Regions from separate parts of the Homo sapiens genome. Here regions 1 and 2 are each linked to region 3. The links are chromatin loops, found by intact Hi-C in ENCODE. Cell type or tissue: mammary epithelial cell. All regions are shown on one strand.

The links. A loop is a pair of places that touch in the nucleus more often than their neighbours do. Peaks named below come from ENCODE experiments on the same cell type or tissue, not always from the same donor. Only the 100,000 strongest peaks of a DNase experiment are listed, where the experiment ranks them.
Region 1: a loop joins it to region 3, with 5 times the contacts of the local background. A loop is called at or near these places in 17 of 110 quality-filtered maps.
Region 2: it touches region 3 in a loop (15-fold over the local background); 6 of 110 quality-filtered maps call a loop at or near these places.

What each region holds. Positions count from the first base shown.
Region 1 is chr19:1,763,778-1,771,777 of GRCh38, forward strand. All of the region lies in intron 1 of ONECUT3 (one cut homeobox 3), which reads left to right. It overlaps LOC101928543 (a long non-coding RNA gene), which reads right to left. Exons shown (of 5, transcript XR_007067085.1): 5 at 5,990-6,053. Among named protein-coding and RNA genes, the nearest start is that of ONECUT3, 14 kb to the left of the region's middle. RefSeq lists enhancers at 2,025-2,546, 3,841-4,535. In mammary epithelial cell, CTCF peaks have their summits at 3,848 (motif pointing left) and 4,684 (motif pointing right); no DNase peak of the experiment used is centred here; H3K27me3 peaks cover 1,058 bases.
Region 2 is chr19:1,541,386-1,549,385 of GRCh38, forward strand. No RefSeq gene overlaps it. Among named protein-coding and RNA genes, the nearest start is that of PLK5, 21 kb to the left of the region's middle. RefSeq lists a cis regulatory region at 4,762-5,162 and a silencer at 6,122-6,322. In mammary epithelial cell, a CTCF peak has its summit at 4,984 (motif pointing right); no DNase peak of the experiment used is centred here.
Region 3 is chr19:1,602,620-1,610,619 of GRCh38, forward strand. UQCR11 (ubiquinol-cytochrome c reductase, complex III subunit XI) reads right to left here and starts at 2,843. Exons shown (of 3, transcript NM_006830.4): 1 at 2,741-2,843. The coding sequence starts at 2,790. TCF3 (transcription factor 3) reads right to left here. Exons shown (of 19, transcript NM_003200.5): 19 at 6,673-8,000. RefSeq lists silencers at 2,594-2,663, 2,714-2,973 and enhancers at 3,034-3,343, 3,799-4,420, 5,903-5,952, 5,983-6,052. In mammary epithelial cell, a CTCF peak has its summit at 3,355 (motif pointing right); DNase peaks (open chromatin) are centred at 2,972 and 3,342; H3K4me3 peaks cover 2,313 bases; H3K27ac peaks cover 1,239 bases.

The DNA of each region.
Region 1 (8,000 bases), 160 kb after region 3:
GATTCTTCCCCCCGGCTCAGATCCGTGAAGCGCGCATCCTGGTCATTTTTGCCGGCCGCCTAGTACTCTCTGACTCGGCGGTGGTTTCAGGTTTTCCTGAACCACTTCCCCGCCCCGCTGACATTTAGGCTGTTTCCAATCGTTCGCGGTCACCATAGCGGCTGCAATGAATACGTCCGGGGCGGATCATTTTACGAGTGTGAGTTTATCTGTGGATTAATTTCCCAATAATTGAAACGCTGGGTCAGCCTCCCCAGCCCCTTTCTGGGTGGCCGCTTCAGCCGCTTCTTATCACTGATTCCTTTCCTGTCATCTTTTTCAAATCCATTTCCCACTGCAGGCGCTGTGTCTCCGTAACATTTTTTTTAAAAATCAACGCCTTGTGCGTGCGTGTGTTTGCCCACTGGCTTTGCTCCTGTTTGAGGGTGCCTGAATGGGGTGGGTCTCTGTAGCTGAATGTCCGAGGGTGAGAGGTGCCCCCTGACACCCCCATGCCCCCACCCCATGGCGGCCCAGCCTCCAGATGGAGCCACGAGGGAGGGACAGCCCGAGAGTCCAAGTGGAAATGCGTTTCCCGGTTAAGTCTTTGAAGGCTCAGAACTAATTTGAAAATGCAGTCATTAAAATCCCATCAGGGGAGGCTGGCGGGGAAAGCTGGAGGGAGAGGGGTGGGGACAAGAGGGAGGCTGGGCGCCTGCTGAGGCCAAGGTGGGCTCCGCGTGAGATGTGGGCAGGGCAGGCATGGGGAGGGTAAGCCACCCAGAGTGGAGGGGTAGTGGGAACAGAGTGGGGCCAGATGAGGGGCTGGGGAGGCCTCTGGGGGTCCACGCCTGGGGCATGACTCAGCCCCATCTCCTTGGAGAAGGTTCCACTGCCTCCCACCCATGGGAATCAATTTTCCAGCTCCCCGAGGGGTGCAGGGTGTAGACAGAGGGTGTAGGTATGTGACCCGGGCCCCCCACAGTAACTGGACATGTGACCTTGGGCAAGTCACCCACTGACTCGAGTCTGGAGAGGCCACGGGGGGGGGATGCGCAGGGGGGACAAGACACCAGCATGGGGGTGGGGGGCATCAGTACAACCCACATCTGGGGCAGGGCAGCTGGTGGCGGGGACAGGACGCGTCGCCAAGGAAACCGGTCATCATCCCAGCCGGAGACCGGGCTCCATATTGAATTGTCTGCTCCCTGAAGCCAGAGGTGGCTGAGGGAGGGGATCTCCAGCTCCAGGACACAGGGAGGACGGGCACACAGCGGGGTAGACTCACGTGGCTTGGTGGTTTGGGGCACTGTACAGACTGTCGGGCACAGAGGGACATGGGATGGTCACTTGAATCGCCCATTGCTGCATCCTGGGGCGTCTTCTTCTCCCTTGGGCATTGCCCAGCTGGTCTCCATCTCCTCTAGTTGCTCTTTGATCTCCTCCCTGGACCTTGGGGACCCCCCAGGAGCCTCCACATCCCTCCCGTCCTGGTGCCACCCTGGCTTGTGTCTCTCCTGCCGTGCCGCCCCCAGCACTGCTGGCGTCCACTGGGATTCAGGGACCTTCCCTCCAGCTGTCCCGAAGCCTGGGCCTGGTCTTCTGGTCCATCCTCCCTCCCAGCCAGCAGTGTATCCACTCGAAGGCCTCAGAGAGCCCAGTGGAGCCCGCGCCTCCCCTCCAGTACCCACCCAAAGGCGTCCTCTCTCCCCCTTTCCTGGACTCAGAGCGGAGCTGGCCTCCTCATTGGGGAACAGAGTCCCAGGCAGCCGCCGCTTCACGCTGTCCTGTGACTGTGAGTGGAGGCCAGCTCCTGGAGCTGCCTCTCTCTGGCCTCACGCAGCAGCTGCTCCCTGAATGGTGAATGGATGAGTCGGTTGCAGGTCCGTGCTTCGGCGTTCATTCCTTCGTGACTCTCGGGACTGCGGCCCGGTGGGGACACAGGGCTCTGGGTCACTGCGTCCACTTGATAAACCAGGAACCTGATGTCCAGAGAGGCCAGGGTGCGCGTTCAAGGCCACTCGGCCCGCAGAGCCCACCCGCGTCCCCATGGCTGCAGTGGTGAGGGGAGCAGGGGGAGGCAGAGAGGAGCCCACCCTGGGGCTGGGCGGACATGGATGCGTAACCCACACCGCAGGCTTCTGCGGGGTGACACCCAGACTCACCCCAAGACCCTGCACACCCTACAGCTCTCACGTCTCACGTCCACACCGCGAGCCAGCTGCATCCCACACAGGGATGTCACACCAAGATCCGTTGCCTCATCCACCGCCCGTCCAAGGCCCCACAAGCTGATGCCGGTTTTCCCGCCCAGAACTGGAACAGCTTTCCTAACGGTCACAGGTTTCTTAGCTTCTCACTTGGGTGGGGTTTGGATGTGCAAGGCTGCCGACCCCCATCGTGGTTGAGCGCCCGTGCAGGCGCCACCCACCCACCCACAGCACCTCGCTCAGACTTCGCCCTCCACCCCGCCGGGACATTTGGGAAGCCTCAGGCAGCCCCACGCGGGCACACCCGATGGTGGACGGAGGCTGGCACCCTCAGCCCGCACGCGGCCAACGTCAGGCGCGCGCAGAGGCACCCACGGGCCCGCCTTCAGGGGCGAGGCGGATGCTGCATCCTGAAGCCCTCCCTGTTACAAGCCCAGCCCCTCCAAAGGCCTCTGGATGAAGGGGAGGATGAAGGGGGAGAGAAGGAGGAGGAGGGGGAGAGGGAAGGAAGGGAAGTGAGGGAAGGAAGGGGAAGAGGGGAGGGAGGTAAAGAGAGGGAGGGAAGGAAAGGGAGGAAAAGAAAAGAGCAGAGAGGGGAGAGGGAGGGAGGGTGAGTGGAAAAGGAGGGGTGAGGAGGAGGAGAGGGGATGGTCCCCTCTTGGAGGGTGATGGGGGTTGACAGGTGGGCCCCAGCTTGGGTTGCAGCAATGACTGAATTCAGGGCCCCTACTCAGCTACTGGCTTCCTGCTGAGGGCACTCGGGGAGCCCCACTGTCCCACCCGGCGCTCCAGGGCAGTGGCTACTGGTCTTCCGCAGCAGGGTCTTGCAGGCTGGGCTGAGACCCCCCCCCCATGCTCCACCACCCTCGTGTAGGACAACCCAGGAACATGTTAGTCACTGCACACTCACTCAGCCACTGCTATACCTCCGCTCTGTGCTGGGCCACAGAAAGATCTCAGGCCCCACGAGGCTAAAAGGAGGAACAGTGGCCCCTGGGAGTCCCAGAGGAGGGGCCCCGGGCTCCGCTGCGGGGGGAGGGAGGGACTTCCTGGGGAGAGGCCATTGCTCCTGGGCGTTGAGGAATGTGTAGGAGTTCTCTGGCTGGAGTGACCCAACTTTCTACTCTTGGCCCCAGTTTCTCCATTTCTCCCCTCTCCAGGAAGATCCTGAGAGAAAACCTGAGGCTCAAGGCCTTCCTTGAGGGAGGGGGAAACTTCGTGGTTGGAAGGCAAGTGTCGCCCAGAGCCCAGCTCCTCTCAGGGACCCCCAGATGGGAGCTGGGAGCCTCTTGTTAGCCCTGCCGTATTCATTCAGGACTTTTCTGGCTAGACCCTTCCCCACAGCCCAACCATGATCAAGACCATCTTACAGTTGGGGAAACTGAGGCTAAGATGGTCCAACACCAGGCAGGGCCCAAGAGGGCAGCAGGTCAGACCACCCTCTTGGGCCCCGGGGTGGTTGGCTGTCCCCAGCAACTTTTAGAAAGGCAGGAAGTGGGATAGAGCTGGTGTGTGTGGGCCAAATCCCAAGGGGTCTGCAGGAAACGCCTTCATCCGGAACTTGAGGGTCTCCCCCCAGTCCAGCCCCCTTTCCCCCGCATGAGACACAGCCTACAGCCCCCGCCCTTTCCTGGGTTGGGGCGGGGACGGCTGCCCTCTGCTGGACACAGCGGGAACAGCAGGGATAACTGAGCGAAGGGGCGGCCACATCCCCGGGACCTCCCCGCCCAGAGATTTCCTGATCCCACCTGCCCAGAAAAGAAAACGACCCTTGTTGATGCTGGGGGCGGCGGCGCAGGCCCAGGACGGTGCCCTGGGGCGGGAGGCTGGATGCTACAGTAAAGCCACCATGACTGCGTTTGCCGGGCTCCCTGTGCATGGGCTCAGATGTGGGCATGGGGTCTCCGTCTCTTCTAGTTGATCTCTGATCTCCTCCCAGGGCCCCGGGGACCCCCAGGAACCAGCCCCAGATCCTCCTCATCCTTAGATTCCAAAAAGACTGATAACCGTTGGGGAGATGGGATGGGTGGTGTACCTGGAGTCCTCAGATCAGAGCCTCTCGGGGGTGATTGCTCCTGGAATCAGGGCCTCAGTCCCCAGGGTCCTGGAGGAGGTGCAGGGCTGGCTGCATGGAGTGGGCATCCTGTCAGGACCCAAACCCTCACTCAATGGGGCCCCTGGACAGAGCAGGTGAATTGTTGTAAAAAGAAGGGGTGTGGCAGGGGTGACAGGGAGAGTTGTGGGATTAGACAAGGGGTGTTGGGGTAGCCTCGCAGGGAAGGAGATACCTGAGCAGAGACTAGAAGGAGCTGAGGGGGGCGGGAGGGGACTTGGGGAAGAGCAACCAGGCAGAGAGAACCGTCGTGCAAAGGAGCTGAGTGAGTGAGGCCAGCGGGGGAGGCCAGACAGAGAGGCGGCTGGTGGTGGATGGGGAGAGGGAAGCGGCTGGAAGAGCTCAGGAGCCCAGGAAGGACTGGCCTGCACCGGGACATGCCTGAAGGGGGCGCACTGTCTTTACAAAGGAAGGGACTGAGGCCTCCAAGGGAATGGGACTCGCCTGGGGTCCCAGAGCAAGCTTGACAGCCTGGCCCCGCCCCACTCCTCCGCCAGCTTGGTGGCCAAGGTCTGTGTTGGGGGCCACTCTCTATCCCCCCGACTACAGGTCGGGAGCTGCTGGTGATGGAACCAGGGGCTGAGTATGCAGTGCTGGCCACATACTAGGAGAATCCCAGGATGGGGTTCAGCAGTGTTGATGAGGATAATGAAGGAAATCAGGGGGAGGTGAAGAAAACAGAGGAAGGGGGTGAGTAAAAGAAAGGTCATGGAGGAGGTGTGGGGAGGTGGAAGGTGGAGGTGATGGAGGTGGTGATGGGGGTGGAAGGTGGAGACGATGGAGGAGGTGGCGGAGGTAGAGGTGGAGGTGGTGGAGGTGGAGGTGGTGGAGGTGGAGGTGGTGGAGGTGAAGGTGGAGGAGGTAGAGGTAGAGGTGCTGGAGGTGGAGGTAATGGAGGTGGAAGTGGAGGTGGAGGTGATGGTGGAGGTGGTGGAGGTGGAAGTGGAGGTGGAGGTGACGGTGGAGGTGGTGGAGTTGCTGGAGGTGGAGGTGGTGGAAGTGGAGGTGGAGGTGATGGAGGAGGAGATGCTGGAGGTGGAGGTGATGGAGATGGAGGTGGAGGTCGTGGCGGTGGAGGTGGTGAAGGAAGAGGTGCTGGAGGTGGAGGTGATGGAGGTGGAGGTGGTGAAGGAAGAGGTGATGAAGGAGGAGGTGGAGGTGCTGGAGGTGGTGGAGGAGGAGGAGGTGCTGGAGTTGGAGGTGATATGGAGGGTGTGATGGGATAGCACTGACATTGGTGGTGCAGGAGTGATGGTGGAGGAGAGGACGGAGGTGGAGACCTCATTGGAGGCTGGTGGAGGTCGCGTGGCAGAGGTGGCAATGGTGGGCCCTGGCAGCATGAGGCTGGTGGTTGGTACCAGGGCCAAGTCCAGGGCTTCACCCCCGTCCCCACTCTGAACCCCATCAGTCCTTCTCTCCAAGTCTCAGTTTTCACTTCTGCACAAGGGGTCCATAACCACCATGGCCTCTGGGTTGGCACAGGGGTGGCCTTTAGGATTGGTGTGGGGGTGAACCTGATGTTGGGTGGGGTGCTGGCGGGGGTCAGGTGGCGGTGGTGATGGGTAGGGGATGCACAGAGGGGGCATCCAGGCGGCCCCCCTACTCCAACTCACACCTCTGTCAGCGGCTGTGGGGGATGGGAGCAATGACAAAGCTGCTCGCGGTAAACAGCTCCGACTGGATCGATCTGGGCTGTGAGGAGCTGTAATTAGATTGAACGCCGGGAAGGGGGGCAGCAGAGCCTCTTTTTGCTGCAATCGACAAAACGGGAAGTTTTTTCAGACTCTGCCTGGCCCGGCCCCTCCCCCAGCCTCTGCCTCTGGGGTCCCCATTAGGCACCAGATTGGAGCCTGGGAGGTGGGGTGGGAAAGGGACGATATGCATCCTACCTCCCTCCCCCATCTAGGCCAGTGGACTCTGTTTTCTGGGCTGCCCTATTGGGACTGGCTGGGCAAGCCTGAGGGGTGGCTCACATTCTCTGAGTAAATAAGGAGAAAACCCCCTGCCTTGTAGAATTATTGTAAGGATTGAGGCTGGGTACTGTGATTCATGCCTGTAACCCCAGCACTTTGGGAAGCTGAAGCTAGAGGATTGCTTGAACCCAGGAGTTAGAGACCAGCCTGGACAACATAGTGAGACCACATTTCTACAAACAAACAAAAAACATATATATATGTTTGTGGGGGTTTTTTGTTTTTTGTTTTTTAATTAGCCAGATGTGGTGATGTGCACCCGTGGTCCCACCTACTTGGGAGGCTGAGGTGGAAGGATTGCTTGAGCCCAGGAGTTCAAGGATGCAGTGAGTCATGATTGCACCACTGCACTCCAGCCTGGGCGACACAGCAAGACCCTGTCTCAAAACAAAACAAGAATTATTGTTAAGAATTGAGTGACCAGATACATATAAAGCTCTTGACACAAAGCTCTTGTGAGCTTTCTGAGGAGCATTTGTATTTCTGTCCCTACTGTAAATGTAGGATAAATTTGTGAGTAAATTGCTAAGTGAATGAATAAATGAGTGAGTGAATGAATTAAACATTACAACAGGTGAGCGAGAAGGGCCTCCCTTGGAATTTCAAGGCCCCGGTTGAGTTTTGACTCAGCTTTCCCTTTGAAAGAATGGAGGACTGGGTCCTCTCCTGTAATCCTCATAGGGTGGCCGAGTGCCAAAGAGGTGAGAGGTCAATTCAGTTTTTTGCATTTCCTTCCATGTTTCTTTATGCAGATAAAATATAAACATAGGTTCTTGTCTCTCCTTTCACACATAAAAGGCTCCCTGGTACACTGTTCACCCTTCAGGATTTCCTTTGCCATCTTTCCAGATTCATACCCATACTCTCCCTCTCTGTCAGTCTCTCAATATAATTACAAATACAGTCTGTTGCCTAAATTAACATTTAGTAATTAACATTATTACGCTTTTGGAAAACATTGTCCACAGCTGAGCCATGTAGAGTACTAGGACTGCATTTCCTTTCCTGTACAACTCTTTGGTTTTCCAGGAGTTGATAGCTGCCAAACAAAAATTCTTCCCACGCTCCCCAACAAAATTTAAAACCAACTCAATAGGACTTTCCACACATATTAGGTCATCTCTGATCTGGGTGGGGCTGCCCTCCATACCCTGGGTCCTTTTGTCTAGCTGTCTTCCAGGGTCCCCCTCATCCTGATTTGGAGGACCCCTTTTCTCTTTCAGCTAGGTTGGATCACATTTTCTGAATCCCACACCATCCTTTTTTTATTTACCTCCTCGTTTGAATGGAACACATCCTCCAGTAGCTTTCTGAGAAAGGGTATGTGGGAAGTTAAGTTTTGGAGTCCTTGAACATCCGATTATATCTTTATTGCACCTTCATGTTTGGTCTTTTGTTATTTAGCAATTCTAGCTGAAAATAACTTTTCCTTGGAACTTTGAAAGCCTTGCTCTGTTGTCTGCTAGTTTTTGCACACCCAAAGCTGCTTGGATTCTTGATCCTTTGCATGACATCTGGCTTTCCTCTAGGCGCTTTTTAGGATTTTCTCTTTATTCTTGGTGCTCTGAAATTTCACAACAACGAGGCTTGAGTGTCTTTTTCATTCAATGAGCTGAGGACTTGATGTCCCACCCCCATTTTTTTAGAGCTGGGGTCTCGCTCTGTCATCCAGGCTGGAGTGCAGTATCATGATCATAACTCACTGCAGCCTTGACCTTCTGGGCT
Region 2 (8,000 bases), 61 kb before region 3:
CTCCTGCCTCCCGAGTAGCTGGGATTACAGGCATGCACCACCATGCCTGGCTAATTTTTGTATTTTTAGTAGAGACGGGGTTTCACCATGTTGGCCAGGCTGGTCTCGAACTCCTCACCTCAGGTGATCTGCCCGACTCTGCCCCTCAAAGCGCTGGGATTACAGGTGTGAGCCACCGCGCTCGGCCTCTTCTCTTTTTTTATAGAGAGAAGGAGTGTCGCTCCGTCACCTAGGCTGGACTCAAACTCCTGGTCTCAAGCAACTCCCCCGTCTCAGCCTCCCAAAGCACTGGGATTACTGTGAGCCACCGTACCTGGCCCAGACACCAAATGTGAAGGTAACTTGTGACCCGGCAATAGCTAACTAATACACAACCCAAAACATGCAAGAAACAGCTTCATTTCTGCCCGGAACATTTGTTTCCAGGGAGAAAAAGACAAAACATCTTCAGAGTGTTTAACTGGGTGTCTTGCAAAATGACCTACCTAGAGTATTTATTTCCATCTGCTTGTGGGCGTCAAGAACAGCAACAATCTGTGCCGTCTCCCACGCCCCGAGCCCACAATGGTGGTTTATTAAAAATAAACCAACCACAGAATATATTAATTTTCTAACCTCCCGGGCCAATTCTTATTTCTAGGTATAAGAACTTCCAGAGATGGCAAAGCACCCACACCGCCCTCGTGCTAAAGTTTCTGGAATCTTCCTTAGACGGGTGAACTGTGTGCTGCCAGAAATAAAATTAATAGCCTCACTTTTTTGGGTGCTTACAAGGGTTGGAACTTCAAGAAATGGTCATGAATTCACTCCAGCCCTGGCTCAAAGATTTTTTTTTCTTTCTTCCCTTCTTCTTCCTTCTTCTCCCTACTCCCTTCTCTTCCTCTTTCTCCTCCTCCTTCCTTCTCCTTCTTTTTCTTTTTGGAAACCACTGATTTAACCCTGAGAGAGGGAAAACTTGTCCTGGCAAGAATTTCCAAAGCTCAGTTTTATTTTTTAAGACAAAGTCTCGCTCTTGTCACTCAGGCTGGAGTGCAGTGGCGTGCTCTCGGCTCACTGCAGCTTCCGACTCCCTGGTTCAGGAGATTTTTCTCGTGCCTCAGGATCCCAAGTAGCTGGTACTACAGGCGTCATCATGCCCGGATAAATTTTCTACTTTTAGTAGAGACGGGGTTTCACCATGTTGGCCAGGCTGGTCTCGAACTCCCGACCTCAGGGGATCCACCCGCCTCGGCCTCCCAAAGTGCTGGTATTACAGGCGTGAGCCCCAGCGCCCGGCCCCAAAGTTCCGTTTTACCCTTTTTCCCACGCTGAGGCTACAGCTGAACCCAGCCTCCAGACCACCTCCTCATTGGTCTATGGGAGCACGTGACATCATGCGTCCTCCAATCACCAGCAAGCAAGCAAGGCGTGGGCGGGACCAAGGGCGGCTACCTCTGGGGCCAGCAGGATTGGCTGTTGCCCGTGGTAACTGTGTGTGACGTCATAAAGCTTCCTTGCACCTTGGCAAGGCCCCGGGAGCAGGGACCTTTTCTCTCCCACTATACAGATGGGGACACTGAGGCGCTGGTTCTCAATCTATGAAAAAATGGGGTGCTGGTAGGTAGGTCAACCTGGGTCCCACGGGGAGTTTTCAAACTCCTGATGACTCCAGAGAATTACGCTGAGTGAAAAAAGCCTGTCCCGGCCGGGCGCGGTGGCCCACGCCTGTAATCCCCGCACTTAAGGAGGTCGAGGCAGCCGGGTCACAAGGTCAAGAGATCGAGACCAGCCTGGCCAACATGGTGAAACCCCATCTCTACTAAAAATACAAAAATTAGCCGGGCGTGGTGGCGGGCGCCTGTAGTCCCAGCTACTCGGGGAGCTGAGGGAGGAGAATCACTTTCACCACGGAGGCGGAGGTTGCAGTGAGCCTAGATCACGCCACTGCACTCCAGCCTGGGTGACAGAGTGAGACTCCGTCTCGGGAAAAAAAAAAAAAAAAAAAAATTAGCCGGGCATAGTGGGGTGTGCCTGTGGTCCCAGCTACTCAGTTGGCTGAGGTGGGAGGATCACCTGAGCCCAGGAGTTCCAGACCACCCTGGGGAACATAGTGAGACCCCATCTCTATAAAAAATTAGAAAATTAAGGCCAGGCGCGGTGGCTCACGCCTATAATCCCAGCACTTTGGGAGGCCGAGGCGGGCGGATCAGGAGGTCAGGAGATCGAGACCATCCTGGCTAACACGGTGAAACCCTGTCTCTACTAAAAATACAAAAAATTAGCCGGGCGTGGTGGCGGGTGCCTGTCGTCCCAGCTACTCGGGAGGCTGAGGCAGGAGAATGGCGTGAACCCGGGGAGACGGAGCTTGCAGTGAGCCGAGATGGCGCCACCGCACCCCAGCCTGGGCGACAGAGCAAGACTACGTCTCAAAATAAATAAATAAATAAATAAATAAATAAGCCAAGGATGATGATGCACACCTGTAGTCCTAGCTGCTTGGGCGACTGAGGCAGGAGGATGCCTTGAACCCAGGAGTTCATGTAGGTTGCAGTGAGCTGTAGTTGCACCACTGGAGTCCAGCCTGGGCAACAGAGCAAGACCCTGTGTAAAGAACAAAAAAAGTTTATGTAACATTTTAGAAATGGAATTAGGGTTAGGGATGAGGGTGCGGGGAGGGTGCACAAACAGCAAGAGATCCTGATGGTGATGGAAATGCTCCATGTCATGATGGTGGATACACGAATCTACCCAGGCCAGCAAATTATAGGAGACTAAAGACATCTCACACACTCACACACACGATCACAAGTTAAACTGAGGAATCCTGAGTAAGATTGATGGATTGTATCCATGTGAAATCTTACTTATATGTTTTTTAGAGATGGAGTGTCCTTAATGCACCCCAGGCTGGAGTGCAATTTTGTGATCTCAGCTCACTGCAGCCTCTGGGGTTCAAGCGATTCTCCTGCCTCAGCCTCCGGAGTAGCTGGGATTACAGGCGCCCACCACCACGCCCGACTAATTTTTGTATTTTTAGTAGAGATGGGGTTCCACTATGTTGGCCAGGCTGCTGTCGAACTCCTGACCTCGTGATTCACCTGCCTTGGACTCTCAAAGTGCTGTGATTACAGGCGTGAGCCACCACACCCGTTTTTGTTTTGTTTTGTTTTGTTTTGTTTTTGTTTTGAGATGGAGTCTCACTCTGTTGCCCAGGCGAGAGTGCAGTGGTGTGTTCTAGGCTCAGTGCAACCACCGCCTCCCAGGTTCAAACGAGTCTCCTGCCTCAGCCTCCCGAGTAGCTGGGACTACAGGTGCCCGCCACCACGCCCGGCTAATTTTTTGTTGTTGTTGTATTTTTGGTAAAGAGGAGGTTCCCCATGTTGGCCAGCCTGGTCTCGCACTCCTGACCTCAGGTGATCCACCTGCCTTGGCCTCCCAAAATGCTGGGATTACAGGCATGAGCCACAGCACTCGGCCCTTCCCTCCTTTCTTTCTGAGACAGGGTCTTGTTCCGTCACCCAGACTGGAGTGCAGTAGCAGGATCACAGCTCAATGCAACCTAGAAGAATTCCTGTCGTCCTGTGCTCATGAGATCCTCCCTCCTCTTGCAACTGCATATGAATTGACAATTATTTCAATAAAATTTTCAATTAAAAAATTATGAGGGCTGGGTGCGGTGGCTCACTCCTGTAACCCCAGCACTTTGGGAGGCCGAGGCGGGCGAATCACGAGGTCAGGAGTTCGAGACCATCCTGGCTAACACGGTGAAACCCTGTCTCTACTAAAAATACAAAAACTAGCCGGGCGTGGTGGCGGGCGCCTGTAGTCCCAGCTACTCGGGAGGCTGAGGCAGGAGAATGGCGTGAACCTGGGAGGCGGAGCTTGCAGTGAGCCGATATCACGCCACTGCACTCCAGCCTGGGTGACAGAGCGAGACTCCATCTCAAAAAAAAAAAAAAAAAAAAAATTATGGTCCAGGAGCGGTGGCTCACGCCTGTAATCCCAGCACTTTGGGAGGTCAAGACGGGCAGATCACCTGAGGTCAGGAGTTCGAGACCAGCCTGGCCAACATGGTGAAACCCCGTCTCTACTAAAAATACAAAAATTAGCCGGCCATGGTGGCAGGTGCCTGTAATCCCAGCTACTTTGGAGGCTGAGGCAGGAGAATCGCTTGAACCCGTGAGGCAGAGGTTGCACTGAGCTGAGATCGCACCACTGCACTCTAGCCTAGGTGACAGAGCAAGCCTCTGTCTCAAAAAATAAAAAGAGAAAAAAAGAAAAAAGCCAAGAAAGTGGAGTCTTTTCTGCCCTTGAAAGGGTAGTGGTAAAACTCTCTGGGTGGTGTGGGGTGTCCAGGTATCTCTCTGTCGCCCCTAACACTGGGCGAGACTGGATCTGTTTTGCATAAAGGAAGAACACATTTCTGTGTCCCCTGCCAGTCATCCATGCAATCATCAATTTCGTTGTTGTTGTTGTTGTTTGAGATGGACCTTCCCTCTTGTCGCCCAGGCTGGAGTGTAGTAGCATGATCTCGGCCCACTGCAACCTTCACCTCCCGGGTTCAAGCGAGTCTCCTACCTCAGCCTCCCGAATAGCTGGGATTACAGGTGTGCGCCACCACACCCGGCTAATTTTTGTATTTTTAGTAGAGACGGGGTTTCACCATGTTGGCCAGGCTGGTCTCGAACTCCCGACCTCAGGTGATCCGCCCGCCTCGGCCTCCCAAAGTGCTGGGATTACAGGTGTGAGCCACTGCGCCCGGCCAATCAGCAAATATTTAATGAGCCCCCACTGCGTACTAGCGCTGAACTACTGGGCGAGGGTCGGCCAGCGGCAGGAAAACGGGGAAACAGGTGCGCCCGTTTGTGCGCGGGGGAAGCTCGCAGCCACGAGCGAAGGGACCTGTGTCTCCACTTTGGACAAATCTCCCGGGAATTTCCCGGGGGTTCAGAGCTCCGATGTCGGGGCGGGGAGGGGCAGGGTGTCATGTGCGGCGCTGGCCACACGGTGGCGACAGAGAACGTGCCGTTCTGGTCCAGCCTGGCGGCTGTGGGGTCGAAATGGGGAAGGAGTTGGGGTCGCGATGGAGTCGGGGAGGCAGTGGGGTAGGAGCGAGGGCCCCCTTTTTTTTGGAGACAGAGTTTCTCGTTGCTCAGGCTGGAGTGCAATGGCGTGATCTCAGCTCACCTCAACCTCCTGGGTTCAAGCGACTCTCCTGCCTCAGCCTCCAGAGTAGCTAGGATTACAGACATGCACCACCACATCCGGCTAATTTTTGTATTTTTAGTAGAGACGGCTTCGCCATGTTAGGCAGGTCTCGAACTTAGGACTTCATGTGATCCATCTACCTCGGCCTCCCAAAGCGCTGGGATGACAGGCGTGAGCCACCACGCCCAGCCGAGACAGCCTACCCACTGTGGGCTTTGGCAATAAGGCGCTCAATCAATTATAATAAACACCTATGGAATTAATTCCCGTCTGTGTTCCCCAAACCGTCCTCCCCAACCCCCACCGCCGCCCAGTAATTCAGGGACCACAAGAATGGAGGTCTCTGGCTTATAACTCTCACTGAGAAGCCTGATGCAGGAGCTCACACCTGTAATCCCGGCACTTCAGTAGGCCAAGGCAGGAGGATACTACTGAGCCTCGGTAATGTATTGTTTTTTATTTTTTTTATTTTATCATATATATATTTATTATACTCTAAGTTCTAGGGTACATGTGCATTCTCAGCAAACTATTTTTTCTTTTATTTTTATTTATTTATCTTTTTATTTTTGAGACGGAGTCTCTCTCTGCCGCCCAGGCTGGAGTGCAGTGGCGCGATCTCGGCTCACTGCAAGCTCCGCCTCCCGGGTTCACGCCATTCTCCTGCCTCAGCCTCCCGAGTAGCTGGGACTACAGGCGCCCGCCACCACGCCCAGCTAATTTTTTGTTTTAGTAGAGATGGGGTTTCACCGTCTCGAACTCCTGGCCTCATTGATCCTCCCACCTCGGCCTCTGAAAGTGCTGGGATTCTAGGCGGGAGCCACCGCGCCCCGCCAAGGCTGGGTAATTTATAAACAAAGGAGGTTCCTGGACTCACAGTTCTGCATGGCTGGGGAGGCCTCAGCAAACTTACAATCACGGTGCAGGGGGAAACAAGCGTGTCTTACCTGACTCAGGCGAAAAGAGAGGAAGGAAGAGCAGGGAAAACTGCCTTATAAAACCATCAGATCTCGTGAGATCTCACTCACTATCAGAGAGCAGCACGAGGGAACCGCCCCCATGATCCAATCACCTCCCACCTGCTCCCTCTCTCCACACGTGGGGACCATGGAGATTACAACCGAGATGAGATTTGGGTGGGGACCCAGAGCCAAACCTCCTCAGGACCTCTGTCCCCCCTCCTCTCCTCCCACTGCCTCTGGGCACGCTGGCACCCCTGCCTCCTCTTCCCTGGTTGGTCTTTGGTGAGATGTGTGTCCATTGGTCCCAGAACCTGGCGTTGCCCAGGCTGGAGTGCAGTGGGGCGATCTCGGCTCACTGCAAGCTCCGCCTCCCCGGTTCATGCCAGTCTCCTGACTCAGCCTCCCGAGTAGCTGGGACTACAGGCGCCCGCCACCACGCCCGGCTAATTTTTTGAATTTTTTAGTAGAGACGGGGTTTCGCCGTGTTAGCCAGGATGGTCTCGATCGCCTGACCTCGTGATCTGCCCGCCTTGGCCTCCCAAAGTGCTGGGATTACAGGCGTGAGCCACCACACCCGGCCCAAGACCCTGACTCTTAAAAAATAAGGCCAGGCCAGGTGGCTCACACCTATAATCACAGCATTTTGGGAGGCCAAGGCAAGTGGATCGTTTGAGCTCAGGAGTTGGAGACCAGTCTGGGAAACATGGTGAGACCTCGTCTCTATTAAAAACACAAAAAATTAGCCAGGCACAGTGGCACATGCCTGTAATTCCAGCTACTCAGGAGGCTGAAGCAGGAGAATCGCTGGAACCCAAGAGGTGGAGGTTGCAGTGAGCTGAGACTGTGCCACTGCACTCCAGCCTGGGTGACAGAGCAAGACTCTGTCTCAAGAAAAAAAAAAAAAAAAAAAAAAAAAAGGCCAGTCTCAGTGGCTCACGCCTGTGATCCCAGCACTTTGGGAGGCTGAGGTGGGTGGATCACCTGAGGTCAGGAGTTCGAAACTAGCCTGGCCAACATGGTAAAACCCCGTCTCTACTAAAAATACAAAAACTAGCCGGGCGTGGTGGCAGGTGCCTGTAATCCCAGCTACTCAGGAGGCTGAGGCAGGAGAATCGCTTTAGCCCCGGGAGGTGGAGGTTGCAGTGAGCCGTGATCAAGCCAGTGCACTCCAACCTGGGTGACAGAGCAATAACCTGTCTCAAATAAATAAATAAATAAATAAATAAATAAAATTCAAGCTTAGTAGAATAAAAAATTCAGCTTCCCAGTTGTCCTCGCATTTCAGGTGACAAATCATGCACAGCTGGTGGCTTTGTATCACACAGTGCAGATTTAGACCATTCCCATAATCGTTTTCATCATTGTAGAAAGTTCTATTGAACAACGCTGGGCTAGAACATTCTAGAAGATTCTAGAAAGCTCCAACACAGGAGCCAGCAGCCACCTGAGGGTAATTACATTTAAATTTAGACTTAAATTCTGTTGGCTGGTGAAGTCCAGCACATGCTGGTTTGGTTTTTTTTTTTTTAGGGGTGAGGTAGTTAGACTGCAGCAAAAACAGGGGCTCCCATCACAGTTCTGTGCAGGGGGTGAGTGAGACTGAAGAAACCAAAGACCATATCCCAATTCACTTTCTGAAATCATCTCCCGTTATTTTCACCTGTTCTCTGATTACTCTTTGTTCCCTGCGTGTGCCCTGTCATCCCACCTCCACACCTTTGCCATACTGTCTCCCTTTGACCCCCACATCCAACCAGCCCTGTCTAGCCTTCTGCAGCATCCCCAAGCAGAATTCACTGGGCAGAATTAATCTCTCTCTCCTCTGAACTCCTGATTCACCCATCCATCCAC
Region 3 (8,000 bases):
TTTTGTATTTTTAGTAGAGACAGGGTTTCACCTTGTTGGCCAGGCTCTTCTCGAACTCCTGACCTCAAGGGATCCACCCACCTCAGCCTCTCAAGGTTCTGGGATTACACGCGTGAGCCACTGCGCCCAGCCCTGGGTTATTAATCACCAGAGAAGCCTGCTCATAAATATGCCCAGTGGGCCGGCCTCCGCCTCCCCTATCATCCTGGTCACCCCATGTAGGACCCTGTGGATTTGGACAGTGTGGGAAGAGCCCACAAAACCTGATTTCCACTAGCCACTGAGGAAGGACGTACAGACCATGACCACACTGACCAACGACCTCGTCGCCACGACAACCCCTTCCTCAAAGCAAGCCCCAGCAGGGCCTAGAAGGGGTGTGGACTGCAGGGTCCCCAGCTGGTGAACTGTGGCCCTCTCAGTCCTAAGTCTGAGACTCTGAGACACAACCCCACAGTGCCTCCTGGGGATGAGACCCGCTCCCTAGCCTCCCAAAGCCACTGCCTGGTGGCACAGCCCTGCACGGCCCCTCGCACGCACGTGTCTGCACCCCTTCCTCTCCCGCTTCGTTATTTTAGGTCAGCCCCACACCACAGGTCTCGTTTCTTTACCTTTCCTTGCCCACCAACCAGAATGTCCGCCCACAAGGGTTCGGTCTATTGGCGCGTCCCTAACACATAGTAGGTGCTCAATAAATGTTGGGCTGGGCGCAGTGGCTCATGCCTGTAATCCCAGAACTTTGGGAGGCCGAGGCAGGTGGATCACGAGGTCAGAAGATCGTGACCATCCTGGCTAACACGGTGAAACCCCATCTCCACTAAAAAATACAAAAAAAATTAGCCGGGCGTGGTGGCGGGCGCCTGTAGTCCCAGCTACTTATGGGAGGCTGAGGCAGGAGAATGGCGTGAACCCGGGAGGCGGAGCTTGCAGTGAGCCGAGATTGCGCCACTGCACTCCAGCCGGGGCGACAGAGCAAGACTCCGTCTCTAAATAAATAAATGAATAAATAAATAAATAAATGCTTGCTGTTGGATGAAAGCACGGATGACGGGTGGTCCCCGCTGTGACTGAACACAGAAGAAGCAGACCTGCTGCACCCGGGAGGGGCTGCACTGGCTACCATGGGCCACTGGGTTCTCAGCTAGGAGCAGGCTTCCTCATCCCAGGCCTGAGTTACCCACGCTGTAAAACGCCACCGGCACCATCACATTCCACTTGAAGGTCCCAGTCAGCTCCACCGTGCAGACCCTGTCCCCGACCTGTCCCCCAGTCTGGGATAGAGGAAGTATGTTCTGGCTTCCGGAGACACTGCCAATCATAAGCCTTTGCTTTTTTCTTTTTTAGAAACGGAGTTTCGCTCTTGTTGCCCAGGCTGGAATGCAATGGCACAATCTCAGCTCACCACAACCTCCACCTCCCGGGTTTGAGCGATTCTCCTGCCTCAGCCTCCCAAGTAGCTGGGATTACAGGCACGCGCCACCATACTTGGCTAATTTTGTATTTTCAGTAGAGACGGGGTTTCTCCATGTTGGTCAGGTTGGTCTCAAACTCCTGACCTCGGGTGATTCGCCCGCCTTGGCCTCCCAAAGTGTTGGGATTACAGGCGTGAGTCACTGCGCCCAGCAGCTCTAAATTTTTTTGTAGAGATAAGGTCTTGCTGTGTTGCCCAGGCTGGTCTCAAATTCCCAGGCTCAAACGATCCTCCCACCTTAGCCTCCCCAGTAGCTGGGACTACAGACAGGTGCCACCATGCCCTGATAATTTTTTGTTTTGTAGAGATGGGGTTTCATTGTGTTGTCCAGGATGGTCTTGAACTCCCAGGCTCAAGTGATTCTCCTGCCTGGGCCTCCCAAAGCACTGGGATCACAGGCCGGAGCCACTGCACCCGGCTAAGACCTTGCTGCTTTTTTTTTCTTTTCTCTTTTTGGGACACAGTCTCATTCTGTCACCCAGGCTGGAGTGCAATGGCGCAATCTCAGCTCACTGCAACCTCCTCCTCCCGGGTTCAAGCGATTCTCCTTCCTCAGCCTCCCGAGTAGCTGGGATTAGAGGCACCCGCCACCACGCCTGGCTAATTTTTGCATTTTTAGTAGAGACGCGGGTTTCACCACGTTGGCCAGGCTGGTCTCGAACTCCTGACCTCAGGTGATCCACCTGCCTCGGCCTCACAAAGCGCTGGGATCACAGGCGGGAGCCACCGCACCCAGCCAGGCCTTGCTTCTTAGCACCCCACGTGGAAACACCAGACAACCCTACGGAGGCCACCCCCAGCCCGGCTTCTATGGGGGCCACCCCTATGCCGTCCCGCTGCCCACGTGGGCTCAGGCGCAGCTGAAGCTTTCACGCTCCTTGTTAAAAATCATAAAAACCAAAATAGTGGCAAAGGCCGAAGATGCCGCGAGTGCTGGGCTGGGGATCGGGACTCGGCACCTTCTGGGCGCTTCCGTCCAGGGGGTCACCATTCGGATCCCCCGGTAGAGATGGGGAAACTGAGGCTTGGAGCGGCCTAGCCGCGGAGCCGGGCATGCTGGGGTTTGGCCTTGGGTCCGTCACGTCCCGTTCACGCCGGGACGCGCCGCTCCGCCTCTCGGCCTCAGTTTCCCCCTCTGTCACCGGGAACAACAAGGGACCTGGGCCCGGCCCGGCCCGGCCCCCGGAAACGCGCACAAATACGGAACGCAGCGGCGCGGGGCTGGGCCGAGGCGGGAGCGCGGATGGGGCCGCGGGTCGGCGTCCTCACCAGTTCTTGACCAGCTCCCGGTAGCGTGGGCCCAGGAACCGGGTCACCATCGCGGCGGAGTCGCACCCTCAGGATGACCCTGTCCAGCTGACCCGGCTACACTGCGCAGGCGCGGCCGCGGCGCGCACGCGCGCGGGGAGGGCGGGGGGGGGGGGAGGAAAAAAAAACATCATCCGCCACTGTGCGCGCAGACCCGGAAGCCACTTACAGTAACTTCCGGCGAGGGTTGGACGACCGCGGAGAAGTGGTCCGGAGTGGGCGGCGTTAGGGCGGTGCTTTCTGGCCACGTGGTCTGGCGGCCGATTGTGCTTCTGGGCTCCGCGGGGCTACCTGCCAGTGATTTTGTGCGCCTAGTATGTGCCAGAACGTTATTTACAATGAAGGAAACTGAGGTCCAGCGGGGAAGGGTCTTGCTCAGAGTCACACAGAGGGGAAGAGCTGGGATTGGAGCCCACTTTTGGAGGCGTCAGGCGTTGTTCCTGATTCGCTGTAGGACTTTGGTCGAGCGGCAGTGCTTCCCTGAGCCTCAGCGTTGCCCGTTGCTTGGAGGCCCTGTCGGAAATCTCTTTGCAGGATTCCGTTTGCGAGCCTGGGTTATTCCTCATTCCGGCAGCAGAGGGTGGCCTGGCTCCTTGCTCGGTGAACGTCTCTGGATGCTCTTAGCTGATGACAGGCAGGTCTTTCTGCCTCCTGCTTTCCACCGCACCAGGCTCGCTTGGGCTCGCCTTTCTCCAGTCCCTGCTTCCTCTGCTCTCCCACAACCCGGCGCAGCACCGTACATGCTCACTCAGCTCCCAGCTTCCAGCCTCCCCCCTGCACACCGGGCCGGTGTGGGCAGAAGGAAGAGGGGCATATTCCCAGACACCGCCATTGCACTTTTGTGCCTTTTCCCCCATATTCAAGAGTTGCCTCCCTCAGGAAGCCCTCCTGGACTGCCTGACCCACAGGCACCTTTACAGCATGAACGGAAAGGCCATAGCCTAGACGGGGCACTGGGCGTGATTTGTCTCTCGGGCGCCAGCGTCACTTGCAGGCCTCGTGATAAGGAATGGACACCGTGGGTTCTTCTGCCCAGCCTGGCCTGTCCTCCTGGGGTCAGCCCCTCAGTACACCCCAAGCCTGCAGCTCTCTGGGGACTGCGGGTGCTAACCCATCCCTATCCCTGGTTAAGGACTCAGGGTGGGAGCCGGAAATAGGTTTTGGACACCACAGTCTGGGCACTGTTTTTCTTTCTTTTTTTTTTTGAGACGGAGTCTCGCTCTGTGGCCCAGGCTGGAGTGCAATGACACGATCTCGGCTCACTGCAACCTCCGCTTCCCGGGTTCAAGCTTCTCCTGCCTCAGCCTCCCAAGTAGCTGGGACTACAGGCGTGAGCCACCACACCTGGCTAGTTTTTGTATTTTTAGTAGAGATGGGGTTTGGCCATGTTGGCCAGGCTTGTCTTGAATTCCTGACCTCAAGTGATCCGCCTCCCAAAATGCTGGGATTACAGGTGTAAGCCACCGGGCCCGGCCCTGGGCATTGTTTGTAGAACTTTCCAGTTGGCTTGGGGTTTTTGAGCTTGGGATCAGAGAGCACCTGAATAAGACTCTTCCCATTGGTGGAAACTTAAAAAAGTGGGATGCAGGGGCTGACACAGAGACTATTAAGAGAAAGGACAGGAACACAAGGGCTGCTGGAATGTCAGCCCAGAGTTTCCAGATGCCACAATGTAAGAGTTCACCAGTGGCCGGGCACGGTGGCTCACGCCTATAATCCCAGCACTTTGGGAGGTTGAGGCGGGCAGATCACCTGAGACTGGGAGTTCGAGACCAGCGTGACCAACATGGAGAAACCCCATCTCTACTAAAAATACAAAATTAACCGGACATGGTGACGGATGCCTGTAATTCCAGCTACTCGGGAGGCTGAGGCAGGAAAATTGCTTGAAAACCCGGGAGGCAGAGGTTGCGGTGAGCCGAGATCACGCCATTGCACTGCAGCCTGGGCAACAAGAGTGAAACTCCGTCTCAAAACAAACAGACAAAAAAAAGAGTTCATCAGAGACAGTGACATAAACAAGAGCTGAGAGATGGAGAGAGATTTGTAATGACACCTGGATCCAGCTGTGCCTGAAGCCATTCAACATGACATAGAACTTCCTTTTTGTTTCTTGAGCCGGTTTTTGTTATTTTGTTGGACCATCTGGATGTCCCCTCCACCCTTTTTTTTTGAAACGGAGTCTTGCTGTCGCCCAGGCTGCAGGCTGGAGTGTAGTGGTATGATCTTGGCTCACTGCAAGCTCCGCCTCCCAGGTTCACGCCATTCTCCTGCCTCAGCCTACCGAGTAGCTGGGACTACAGGTGCCCGCCACCACGCCTGGCTAATTTTTTGTATTTTTAGTAGAGATGGGGTTTCACCGTTAGCCAGGATGGTCTCGATCTCCTGACCTCGTGATCCGCCCGCCTTGGCCTCCCAAAGTGCTGGGATTACAGGCATGAGCCACTGCACCTGGCCCACCCTTTTTTTTTGACAGGTTCTGGCTCTGTTGCCCAGGCTGGAGTGCAGTGGTGCAATCACAGTTCACTGCCACCTCAAGCGATCCTCCCACCTGAACCTCCTAAGTAGCTGGGACTACAAGTGTGTGTCACCAGGTACAACCAATTTAATTTTGATTTTTTGAGACAGTCTCGCTCTGTCGCCCAGGCTAGAGTGCAGTGGTGCAATCTCAGCTCACTGCAATCCCTGCCTCCTGGGTTCAAGCTATTCTCCTGCCTCAGCCTCCCAAATAGCTGGGATTACAGGCTTGCGCCACCATGCCCGGCTAATTTTTGTATTTTTAGTAGAGATGGGATTTCGCCATGTTGGCCAGGCCGGTCTCGAACTCCTGACCTCAAGTGATCCACCCGCCACAGCCTCCCAAAGTGCTGGGATGACAGGCGTTAGCCACCGCGCCCGGCCAATGTATATTTTAAAAGTTGTTTTCCAGCATGAATTTAGAGGCCAGCTGGGTAGAGTGGTGGACAGGGCTCCCTCAGCACCTTCTGTCAACTCCTGGCCACTCTCTTTCCCTTAAAAATTATAGACATGGGGTCTCACTATGTTGCCCAGGCTGGACTGGAACTCCTGGCCTCAGGCGATCCTCCCGCCTCAGCCACCTGAAGTGCTGGGATTACAGATATGAGTCACTGTGCTGAGCCTTCTCCTCCCTAAGGCACTTGTGTGCCAAAGGGCTCTCTCCTGGGGGCCACCCCCCGTCAAGTGGCCAGGAAGGCACTCCTTCCACCCCAACCCTGTAGGGGAGCAGGGCAGTCCAGCTGTGTCCTCGCAGAGATGCAGCGGCCAAGTCCCTGGGCACAGCAGCAGATGCCTGCCAGTGGGCACTTTGGGATGAGCAGCGCCCCCACAGGTCCTGCCACACCCCTTCCCCCCGAGAGCTCTGTCCGTGGGTTCCGTGGGCATCCGGTTGTGGAGGAAGTCACAGATGCCGCACTAAGGAGTGTGGGGTTGACGCTGCCAGCAACGGAGCCGTGGAAGGTTTCAGAGGAGCAGTGACAGACTCAGACTTCGAGCCGACTTCGGAGCAGGAAGGGGCAGGGAAGTGGGTTCCAACAGCCCGGGGGGGGGACGTTGGGAGATGGGGAGCCCTCCCAGATGGGGGCTGGGAGGACCGCAGGTCCTGGATGGTTCCTACGCGCCCAAGTGCAGCCCCCAGGGAGCTGCTTTTCCCCGGGAGCCAATCCTGCTTCCAGGTGGCCTGGAGCCCTGAGTACACATGCAGGTTCCCAGCCGCCCTGGGAGCCATGGGCTCCTCAGAGTGAGGAGTCGCTTCGAGGAAGCCCAGTGCACAGGGTGGACCACGGTCCTTGCTGCACCCGAGGTGAACGTCAGGGCCCCCCCCCACTTCCCTTCCTAAACATGTGACACCAGAAAGAACCCGGGGACTGCAGGGCATCGTTATAAAATGTCACGTTTATTGCTACAGTGCTGTTATATACAGGACAGGTCTCTGAATCCACCTGAAAGAGGGTCGTTTTAAAGTCCCAATCATCCAGCCAGCTGTGTTGACACGTATACAATTATTTTCTTTAAAAAAATTTTTTTGAAAACCATCTTGAGGCACTCAGATCACACCCCCCACCCCCCATAATTGTGGTTCCCAGGAACTGCTGTTTCTTCCTCCTCGCGCTGGGTGAATCTCGTTTGAATTCTATGCAGAACGCACAGTTCCAGAGGCTATGGGGCCACTGCCCACCCAGACCTAGGGGCAGGGCCAGGAGCAAAACAAGAGGGAGAGGCAAGTTCCCTTAAGAGATCAAACTCCCAGGGCGTAGGGGAAGCCACCGAGAAGGGAGAGGCAGCCGGACAGCCCCTCCCCTCCGCCTGGCCTGGACTGGGGGCAGATACCAGGCATTGAGCTGGCCTTGAGGTTTCCCTTGCATCTACCATGGGGCCCAGGCTCCCAAGCCAGTCTGGGGAGGGGAGTCAGGCAGTCCAGGATCTCCTGGGGGTAACGGTGGGAGTCTCAGGAGTGGCACGGGGGGAGACGCCCGACCTGCAGCGGGGATGAACACAGCCAGCCCAGGGGTCCACAAGGCCTCAATGCAGGGAGGGGCATGAAGGGCACATGAAGGCCCCCAGCTAGCCAGGCCCACACCTGGGTGCCACAGTGACCACTGCCCTAGTTCGTGTGGAACTGGATGGGATCCCAGGGTAGGAGACTTGCAGTTTTAAACCCAAGACAGTCCCCAGCCAGCTGGGAAGAGCTGGTTACCCTCATGGCAAAAGACCAGAAAAGGAGACCTGGAGAGAGGCCTGGGTGCTGGGACATGGGACACAGATGGGCCCGAGGGGACACCCTGCTGGTTCTGCAGCAGGGTCGGACGCACAGCCCAAGGCCTTCGTGGGGCTCAGACCAGCACAGTCCCCCGGCTCCAGCCACTCTTGCCCTTGGACCACACAGAGGGAGGGCAGCAGGTGTGGCCCCAGGCCCAGGGATGCTCCCCAGCATTGGGGGAGGCTGGCCAGGCCCCTGGCATCCTGTCTACGTCACGATGGCCCTCTGGTGTAATGGGGACATGGTGGGGTGGGGTGGGGGGTGTCCTGTGCTGGCTCCTGAGCAGCATCCTCTCAGCCAGAGTTCAGAGCATGAGCCTGGGTCCCTGGGGCAAAGGAGTGAAGGACAGGGTGTCCAGGAGGTCCCCAGCACCGGGCTCCAGGGTGTGGTCCCCATGCCAGGGGTCACTGGTCCCAACAAAATGCCCCATTTCAGAGAGCTGTG